Linked DNA regions of Homo sapiens: region 1 is linked to region 2. A link is an interaction called in ENCODE POLR2A ChIA-PET data of the cell type or tissue named here. Cell type or tissue: Caco-2. All regions are shown on one strand. Region 1 overlaps KMT5B (lysine methyltransferase 5B). Region 2 holds the start of MIR6753 (microRNA 6753).

Region 1 (5,000 bases), 140 kb before region 2:
CTTTGCAGTGGAAGGGTTTTCTGTCTGTGAGCCAAGAGAAGCAGAGAAAAGACTCCAGGAATCTTGTCAGTTCTAACTCTGTGTTCTTATTTTACCTCAGAACATTTCTATTAACGTATAAAGCTGGAGGAGCATCCTCATGTTCTATTTTAAAAGTTGATGATGCCAGGCATGGTGGCTCACGCCTGTAATCCCCACACTTTGGGAGGCCAAGGTGGGTGGATCACCTGAGGTCAGGAGTTTGAGACCAGCCTGACCAACATGGTGAAACCCTGTCTCTACTAAAAGTACAAAAAAAATTAGCCAGGCAGGTGGCACATGCCTGTAATCCCAGCTACTTGGGAGGCTGAGGCAGGAGAATCACTTGAACCCGGGAGGCGGAGGTTGCAGTGAGCCGAGATCGTGCCATTGCACTCCAGTCTGGGCAACAAGAGCGAAACTCCATCTCAAAAAAAAAAAGGTGATGACAATTATCTTAGCGAAAAGAAAAATCTGACAAGCATCCTGTAACACCTTGAAAGTGTATGATTATTTCCAACCTAAAGTAGGGTACATCCCTTTTTTTCATGATTTTATTATAGACTTTTCTCTTACACGTTGTCTCTGTATAGATGGGGAATTTTGTCATCATGTTTAATCTTTGGGATTCAGCTAATTATTTAAGAGCGAATAGTTTTAAAGACATGTTTATATTCAGTATGCAGGTAAGAAAGTGGATGTGTAAGTGTTTTGAGTACCAAATGCTGTATATAAAAAACATTATTACATTAATCTTGAAATCTGTCATCTTTTAACAGCTGAGGTCTCTCTTTAATTCTCTTAAATACCATTTCTCCCTCAAAAAAGACCATTAGATCATTTCACAAATGTATCTGCCACCAAACAGGTCAGAGCTTTGCAACTTTGCTTTGTCTCTTAACCTCTATGGCAAAGGGTTTTTTAGCCTGGTGGAAAAGCATAACAGCAGGGATTTAGAAGATAGAGCTAGTTCTGGCCCATCACTTTCATCTCCATCACACCCGGACTGGGGTTATATAGTTCTGATTTTAGTGGCAACCCTGGGGGAACTTGATACCCAGGTAGGTGGTCACTGATCAGTAGTTGGGAGAGGTAGGAATTGGTGAGTACAGGTAATTAGAGGAAAGTCTTGTGTCCTGTTTCCCCCCTTTTAATTTTATCCCTTGCTAGAATTAAGATACTATATGCCTCACTTATCAATTACAGTCTAAATCCAAAAGAAGTAATTCAGGTAAAAATATGCTTTTGTTTTTTTCATAAATTTTTTTTTCTTTTCTTTTTTAGATGGAGTCTCACTCTGTCGCCCAGACTGGAGTGCAGTGGCATGATCTCAGCTCACTGCAACCTCCACCTTCTGGGTTCAAGTGATTCTTCTGCCTCAGTTTCCCAAGTAGCTGGGATTACAGGCGTGCACCACTGCACCCAGCTAATTTTTGTATTTTTAGTGTAGATGAGGTTTCACCATGTTGACCAGGCTGGTCTTGAAACTCCTGACCTCAGGTGATCCACCTGCCTCAGCCTCCCAAAGTGCTGGGATTATAGACGTGAGCCACCATGTCTGACCATAAAATTTTCTGTCATATATCTTTACCTACTAAAATGAAGTGTGAAATATTGGAATGGAGTTGGGGGATTATTTAAACAGTTCCCTGCCAAATGACTGCCATTGGATGCCCTGATTGATTAAGATCCAGGCTGGGCGCAGTGGCTCATGCCTGTAATCTCAGCACTTTGGGAGGCCAAGCTGGGTGGATCACCAGAGGTCAGGAGTTCGAGACCAGCCTGGCCAACATGATGAAATCCCATCTCTACTAAAAATACAAAAATTAGCTGGGTGTGGTGGTGCACACCTGTAGTCCTGGCTACTCAGGAGGCTGAGGCAGGAGAATCACGTGAACCCGGGAGACAGAGGTTGCAGTGAACCAAGATCACATCACTGCACTCCAGCCTGGGTAACAAAGTGAGACTGCCTCAAAAAAAAAAAAAAGATACAGGACTGGGCATGGTAGCTCATGCCTGTAATCCCAGCACTTTGGGAGGCCGAGGTGGGTGGATCACCTGAGCTCAGGAGTTCGAGACCAGCCTGGCCAACATGCTGAAACCCCGTCTCTACTAAAAATACAAAAAATTAGCTGGGCCTGGCCACATGCGCCTGTAGTCCCAGCTACTCGGAAGGCTGAGGCAGGAGAATCCCTCGAACCTGGGAGGTGGAAGTTGCAGTGAGCTGGGATCGCGCCACTGCACTCCAGCCTGGGCAACAGAGCGTGACTCCGGCTAAAAACAAAAAACTAATTTGCATTATTTTAAGTCCATTTTCTTTTCTTTTCTTTTTTTTTGCCCATTGAACATGAGACCAGTGCTCATTCTCCTAGAAGATGCTGATAATATTTGTCACCCTGTAGCACCCCCAGTGTTTTTCTTTGTTTTTTTTTTTTTTGAGTTAAGAAATGTGAATGTGTGAATGAATCACTCTTTGACACAGTAGTCTAGTGGCATTCAGAATGTCACCACAAAGGCCCAGAATCTTGACCTGGGGTCATCAAGAAAGTTATATTGATTATGCCTTATTACCAAGATATGGAAGCATATAAAACAGCGTTACATCAGAATTACAATGGGCCAGGTGCGGTGGCTCACGCCTGTAATCCCAGCACTTTGGGAGGCTGAGGTGGGCGGATCACCTGAGGTCGGGAGTTCAAGACCAGCCTGACCAACATGGAAAACCCCGTCTCTACTAAAAATACAAAATTTAGCCAGGCGTGGTGGCACATGCCTGTACTCCCAGCTACTCAGGAGGCCGAGGCAGGAGAATCGCTTGAACCTGGGAGGCAGAGGTTGTGGTGAGCCGAGATTGCGCCACTGCACTCCAGCCTGGGCAACAAGAGCGAAACTCAGTCTCAAAAAAAAAAAAAAAAAATTACAATGAAAGTTTTAGTGGCTTATGACAGAACTTCATGTACTCTAAAATCCCCGTGCCGTATTCCAGAAGGCTGCCTGTTACTGGCATCTTCAATAGTAAATACTCCAGTTTTCTGCTGCAGTGGCTCATGCCTGTAATCCCAGCACTTTGGGAGGGCAAGGTGGGAGGATCACTGGAGCCCAGGAGCTCGAGGCTGCAATGAGCTGTATTCATACCACTGCACTCCAGCCTGGGCCACAGAGTGAAACCCTATATTAAAAAACAAAAGGAAGCACTCCAGTTTTCTGTAAAAGTCCTCCTATACCATTGCTTCTTATAATTAGTTTACATGAGAGTCACCTGGGAGTTTGTTGAAATGCAGGCTCTGATTCAGTAGCTTTGGGGTGGGGCCTGAGATTGTGCCTTTCTAACAAGCTCCCAGACTACACTTGGAATAGCTAGGTCCTAAAACATCTGGCCTCTCAGTTTCATTGTGACGTGCTAAGTGGATAAAAATACCTTACTAGGAGTTTCCTAGGGCTCACGTAAAACTATGTAGTCATAAATGTAAACTTCAGGATTACCACACAAATATTTTTGGAACTCAAGACATTAACTGAGGACTCCTAAGTTAAAATGCACCCAGTGCCTAAGATTTTTCCCCATAGAATTGAAGCATCTAAAATTAAAGCTGGTTAAACTTGCAGAAGAAATCATTTTTTAAGTATTTTTTAGTCCAACATTTAATTATACAGTTCCTAAAATAACCTGTGGAAGTACAGACGATTCTGTTGCCCTGGTTAGAGCAGCCTGGGTTCCTAGCAATGCCAGCACTTCAGGCCGGTGTGGGAGTGCAGGGGACGGCCTGCCTACTTCCCACCAGAGTGTTCCGTTTACGTGTGCTTTTACACTCTTGTGTACACTGATATTTGGGAACAGAAACTTTATTAATGACCTTTACAATAATCTTGGTGAAAGGTATATGTTTTCAATTAACCTTAGTGAATTTACTTGAAAATAAAACTATCCCTTCTAGCTCTTCATCTTTTGAGCAAGAATTTACCAGAATGTGACTTTAGAAAATAAGGAAAACTGATAATGCTTAATTAAGGTAGTAAATAGCCAATAAATACTTCTTAAATTGTTAGTTTATGGACTTCTCTCTCTTTGGGGTGCAAAAGAAGTGACCAGAAGATGTACTGCTCTTGGATTTTAATTTTCTAAGCTCTCTGCCTGTTCCTTGTATAGTGCGCTCTTTGTTCATATGTTTATGCACCTGTAATTTGTCACTTTTTAGTTTCTCTTTTTTATACTCTTTTCCCTTCCTTTTACTTCTTTCAGTCTACCAACAGGAAGAATGTTTAGAAACAGTAGATGTTTAGCCCGGGCGTGATGGCTCACGCCTGTAATTCCAGCACTTTGGGAGGCCGAGGCGGGTGGATCACGAGGTCAGGTGTTCGACACCAGCCTGACCAACATGGTGAAACCCCGTCTCTACTAAAAATACAAAAATTAGCCAGGCATGGTGGTGCGTGCCCGTAATCCCAGCTACTCAAGAGTTTGAGGCAGGCGAATAACTTGAACCTGGGAGGCAGAGGTTGCAGTGAGCCTAGATCACACCACTGCACTCCAGCCTGGGCAACAGAGTGAGACTCTATCTCCAAAAAAAAAAAAAAAAGAAAAAAGAAAGAGTAGATGTTTAATGATTGGAGAATTTTCAAAACTGGCTATGTTTTGAGTGCACAGGTTTTAATCTTAATATATCCTTACATTTACTAACAAGCAAGAGTTGTAGCATGAATACTTAGAAATAGTACGAACAAAATGCTAATTTCAATTTATTGGGAGAAATTTGAACTTAATTGACTTTTGTCAATTATGAAACCTAAAGTTTTCTTTTTAACAAGAAAAAAAGAGTTGTTGTTTATACCTCTGGTTTTTAAATGGAGTGGGAGCGGGATATTTTAAGAAAGGGATCGATGCTTTCAGTAATGCCCCCTTTTTGAGGCTGCATGACCCTGAGATGTCACAGTATCCTGAGGCGCGAAGGCGACTCAGGCCAGCAGTGAGCTGAGCAGGAGAC
Region 2 (5,000 bases):
GAAGCAGGTGGATCACATGAGGTCAGGAGTTCGAGACCAGCCTAGCCAACATGGTGAAACCCTGTCTCTACTAAAAATACAGAAATTAGCCAGGCATGGTGGCGGGCGCCTGTAATCCCAGCTACTCAGGAGGCTGAAGCAGGGGAATCGCTTGAACCCGGGAGATGGAGGTTGCAGTGAGCCAAGATCACACCACTGCACTCCAGCCTGGGCAACAGAATGAGACTCTATATCCAAAAATAAAAAAAAGAAAAAAGAAAATCACTTCCACAGAGGGTTGGGAACAGTGCTTGGCACAGTGCAAGCTGCAGGCTGGTTCCTGTCCAGTCTCGCTTTGCCTCTGCACACTCAGGAGACTGGTTCCTGGCTGGTCTCGCTTTGCCTCCGCACACTCAGGGGACTGTGATGCAGGCTCCGCAGGGCAGGAGGCTTGTCTGCCTCTTGTGCTGAGGAAAGGGCCTGGCACACAGGAGTGCTCAGCGACAGCGCTGCAGGACGGCTGAACCGAGGGGAGCCCCAGCCCCCACTCCCAGCTGCCTTCACCACCCACGGACACTCCATCCCAGGACTCACAGGATCGATGCCAAAGGGGTAGGGTCCCAGGAAGACACCGGTGACGTTGGGATCCAGGGTAAGCATCGTGTGCTGGGCCAGGAATGCATCACTGCGGCAACGCAGGGGAGGGCGGTCAGGGCTGCGGGTGCTGCGGGGCCCCCAGCCGGGCTGGGGCCCGGGCCTCACCTCCAGCCAGACTGGTTGGCCATGGCGGCCACACTCCAGCCCGAGGGGAAGATGCTGGTGGCGCGACTGAAGCACTCGTTGTAGATGAAGCCGGTGTAGATGGAGAACAGGCCCATAAGCAGGAGCAGGTAGCGGCCCCTGAAGAAAGTCTGCCAGATCTGGGGGGGCAGTGGTGTGGTGAGGGGCTGCCTGGCCCTGCTACCCTCATCAGGACCCCAGCCCCGCCCCTCACCTCGTTCTGCGCGGCCTTCACAGCCGGTCGGTTCTCCGCAAGGACCATGGCCAGGGCGAACAGGAACATGAGCAGCCCGTGGCCCACATCCCCGAACATCACAGCAAACAGGAAGGGGAAGGTGATGATGGTGTAGGGAGCTGTGGGCAGAGGTGGGTGAGCTGGGAACCCCCGAACACACCAGCATCTGCCTCCCGGCCCAAGACGCCACGGAGGCCCTGCTGGCCTGCAGTCAAGAACCCATCACTTAGCAGCCAGGCACAGTGGCTCATGCCTGTAATCCCAGCACTCTGGGAGGCCGAGACGGGGGGGGGGGGGGGCATCACCCGAGGTCAGGAGTTCGAGACCAGCCTGGCCCACACGGTGAAACCCTGCCTGTACTAAAAACAGAAAAATTAGCTGGGCATGGTGGCAGGTGCCTGTAATCCCAGCTACTCAGGAGGCTGAGGCAGGAGAATCATTTGAACCCGGGAGGCGGAGGTTGCAGTGAGCCGAGCTCGCGCCACTGCACTCCAGCCTGCGCGACAGAGCGAAGATTCTGTCTCCGAAAAAAAAAAAAAAAAAAAGAACCCACCACTTAGGAGCTGTGTGACCTTGGCCCAGCCACTTCACCTCTCTGAGCCTCCATTTCCCCATCTGTAAAATGCAGGTAACACCAGACCACTTCATAAGTTCTCCACGGGCAGCACGGGCCAGCTGCTGGAGCCACAGGAAGTTAGCAGCTTCAGCTGTTGCTGTTCCCAGAGCTCCACACAGAAGCCAGAGAGGACAGGGAGCCACAGGCAGCCCCAGCTGGCACATGGCAAGTTCCGGGAGGCCGAGCTGGTCACTTCAGCTCTGAAGTCTCGACTTCCCATCAGTAAAATGGGAACAAGTCCTCATGGGAGGCAGGAGGACCCCAACATACACACTGTCAGGGGCTGTGTTGTGACCCCAAAAAAGATACACTGGAGTCGCAACCCCCAGGAACTCCAGATGTGACCTTCTTTGGAGACAGGGTCCTTACAGAGGTCACTGGGTTAAGATAAGGCCATTACAGTGGGCCCCAATCCAGTGTGCCCGATGTCCTTATGAAAAGGAACATTTGGACCCACATAGAAGGAGAACAGTGTGTGAAGATGAGGACGGCCGCTCCAAGCCCAGGAGAGAGGCCGGGAACAGATCTTCCTGGACAGCCTCAGAAGGAGCCACTCCTGCTGACAACACCTCATCATCTTTTATTTTTTTAAGATACAAGGGCTTGCTATGTTGCCCAGGCTGGTCTCGAACTCCTGGACTCCAGAGATCCTCCTCCCACCACAGCCTCCCAAAGTGCTGAGATCACAGGCATCAGCCAGTGCCCCCGGCCCCTGCTGACACCTTGGTCTTGGACTTCCAGCCTCCAGGACTGTGGGACCGTGTCTGCCCCTTAAGCCAGTAGCCGGTGGCACTTTGTTACAGCTTCCCTGGCAAACACGCTGCCCCGACGGCTGGTGCTTTGAGCTGGCAGCATTCTATCTGCCACGGGCCTCCAGGTGATGCTCTAGCTGCACCAGCCTCTGCCCACGTGCAGGGGAATCCTGTTGGGGCCCAGATCCAGCCCCAGGACACTGGCCCTGCAGAAGCAGCAAACCCCCCAGTGCCCCCAGTGACACTGAGTGGGGGCCCGGCCCATAGCATGGGTGTGATGTGGTGGAGCCCATGTCGGGAGGGGACTTGGTCACAGGACAGGGAGGGGCCCTGCCTCATCCAGTGGGCAAGAGTCAGGGTGCTTGGGCCCCCAACGGCCTGTGTGGGTGGATCACGTGAGGTCGGGGGTTCAAGACCAGCCTGACCAACATGGTGAAACCCCATCTCTACTAAAAATATGAAATTAGCCAGGCGTGGTGGTGCGTGCCTGTAATCCCAGCTACTTGGGAGGCTGAGGCAGGAGAATCGCTTGAACCTGGGAGGCGGAGGTTTCAGTGAGCCGAGATCATGCCATTGCACTCCAGCCTGGGCAACTGAGCAAGACTCTATCTCAAAAAAAAAAAAAAAGCTGTGCAACCAAAGCAACCACACCAAAGGCTGCCCCTGGCTCCAGCTTGCAGTCTCCAACAGTCACTAAGCTTCCCAACATTCCTCTGAGGTTTGCGCTATTATTTCCATTTTGCAGGTGAGGCAGCTGAGGCTCAGAGAAGCTAAGAAATGTCTCAAAGTAGGCGAGATGGGCTTCCAACCTGGGCCATGCCCACCGCACAGCCTCTGTTCTTTGCACAAGCCCGTGCCGGCTCCCTTGTAAACTCAACAAGGGGGAGTTGGCTGGGGGCCGACATAAAGCCTCACACTGGCTGCAGAGCCCAACAGCCCCTTGAGAGTGATGGGATGTGTGCCCCTCATCCCAGGAGGGCAGGCCAGGCCCAGGATGGAGATACCTCCCCCTCAGGCTCACACCCACCCAGTGGGGCAGCTGAGCCTCCCAGGACACGGGTAAGGATGCCGTGGCTCTCACCGGGGTTGACCTCCTGGTAGCGGCCCACGCCGTAGGCATCCACGATGCCCTGGAAGCTGGCCGTGAAGCGGTTGGTGCGGATGAGTGTGGGGGGCATGTCCCGGCAGGGGATGCGGTGAGCCACGGCACTCACTCCCTCCTCCATCTGGGTGCCAGGGCAGAGACAGACCAGAACGGTGGCGGGGGCCTTCAGGGACCCTGGGATCTCCAGCCAGGCCCAGCTGGAGATGTAGAGCCCTGTGGGGGCTCACTGGGCAGCCCCTTCCCCTCTCTCTGACGTGAGATGATCAGCCCTGCTCTGCCCTGGTGGGGGCCCAAAGACACCACATGGATTGGCAATTGCTTGGGAAAGGCAAGCATGCTGCCTCCTAGGGACGGCCCAGGAGAAGGAGCCCAGCCTCACCCGCAAGCACCTGCTGTGCGCGGCGGGTGACCCCCGGAGGCAGGGGCATCACACCGGTTCCACAGACCATGAGCAGGCCTAAGGTCACAGGGGGGCCTGGATTGGAATGAGGCTTCTGACTTTAAAACTATCCTGTGCAGCCTCCAGGGACTTAGGAAAGTCAGGGTAGGGCTTGCTGGGCCAGGGCCATCAGGGCAGACTCCCTGGAAGCGGTGGGCCATGGAGGAGGCTGGGAGGAGAAGGAGCCCCTAGGCAAAGCCCAGGTGCAGGGAGCCAGAGGCTGGAAGTGAGGCAGAAACGCCCCGGCCTGGTAGGAGGGGCGGGCGGAGAGGGGGCGAGGCCTCAGGCTGCTCACCGAGCTGTCCCGCAGGGCCTCCTGCAGGGCGGGCAGGTCTCGCACAGAGCACCAGGCCTCGGCAATGAGGCACTTGTGCGTGGTGCTCACGCTGCACTGGTTCAGGGCCAGGTACACGGCCTTCATCTTGTGGACCTGCACCTGCCCTGGCGGCAGCAGCTGCAGCACCCGGCCTAGCACCTGGCTCAGGAACCGCTCTGTCTCCCCGAGGACCTGCGCCAGAGTGGGCAGTCAGCGGGGGCTGGGCAGGCAGGTGGGGTGGCTGGGCCGGGGGCACCCACCTCCTGCACCCACCTCCTGGAGGCCAGGCCAGGGCACCCACCTCCTGCACCCACCTCCTGGAGGCCAGGCCAGGGCACCCACCTCCTGCACCCACCTCCGGGAGGCCGGGGGCACCCACCTCCTACACCCGCCTCCGGAAGGCCGGGGGCACCCACCTCCTGCAGCTCCTGGCTCTGCTGTTGCAGCTGCTGCAGGGCCCCGAGGCGGGCCTCCTCCTGCTGCAGAAACGGGAAGACGTGGCAGTGGAAGCTGGAGGGAGGATGCGCTGCGTGAGGGGCCAGAAGGACACAGCTACGAGACTCTGAGTCTGAAGGGAGCTCATGGGGAGGAGTCACGATAGGGCGGGCTGGGAGGTGACAGCAGGGGCCTGGGGAGCAGGGCGGTGGGGCGGGTGTTCCCAGTGACTCACCAGTCCGTGATCTTGCGGATCTTCTGTCCGATCTGCTCACCCCAGTAGGAGATGAGGAAGGTCATCCACGTGGCTGGCTCGCCCTGCAGAGCAGGCTCAGCTGACTCT

What was found. ChIA-PET counts read pairs that join two places held together with the same protein. Peaks named below come from ENCODE experiments on the same cell type or tissue, not always from the same donor. Only the 100,000 strongest peaks of a DNase experiment are listed, where the experiment ranks them.
Region 1: POLR2A ChIA-PET joins it to region 2 with 6 read pairs; 4 of 35 experiments call an interaction of 5 or more read pairs at or near these places.

Annotation. Positions count from the first base shown.
Region 1 is chr11:68,180,671-68,185,670 of GRCh38, reverse strand. All of the region lies in intron 3 of KMT5B (lysine methyltransferase 5B), which reads left to right. Among named protein-coding and RNA genes, the nearest start is that of KMT5B, 30 kb to the left of the region's middle. In Caco-2, no CTCF peak of the experiment used is centred here; no DNase peak of the experiment used is centred here.
Region 2 is chr11:68,043,546-68,048,545 of GRCh38, reverse strand. TCIRG1 (T cell immune regulator 1, ATPase H+ transporting V0 subunit a3) reads right to left here. Exons shown (of 20, transcript NM_006019.4): 7 at 4,893-4,975; 8 at 4,639-4,732; 9 at 4,202-4,414; 10 at 3,444-3,588; 11 at 974-1,113; 12 at 742-899; 13 at 574-664. It overlaps MIR6753 (microRNA 6753), which reads right to left and starts at 3,752; the gene lies at 3,589-3,752. In Caco-2, no CTCF peak of the experiment used is centred here; DNase peaks (open chromatin) are centred at 2,388, 3,807, 4,214, 4,845 and 1 weaker place.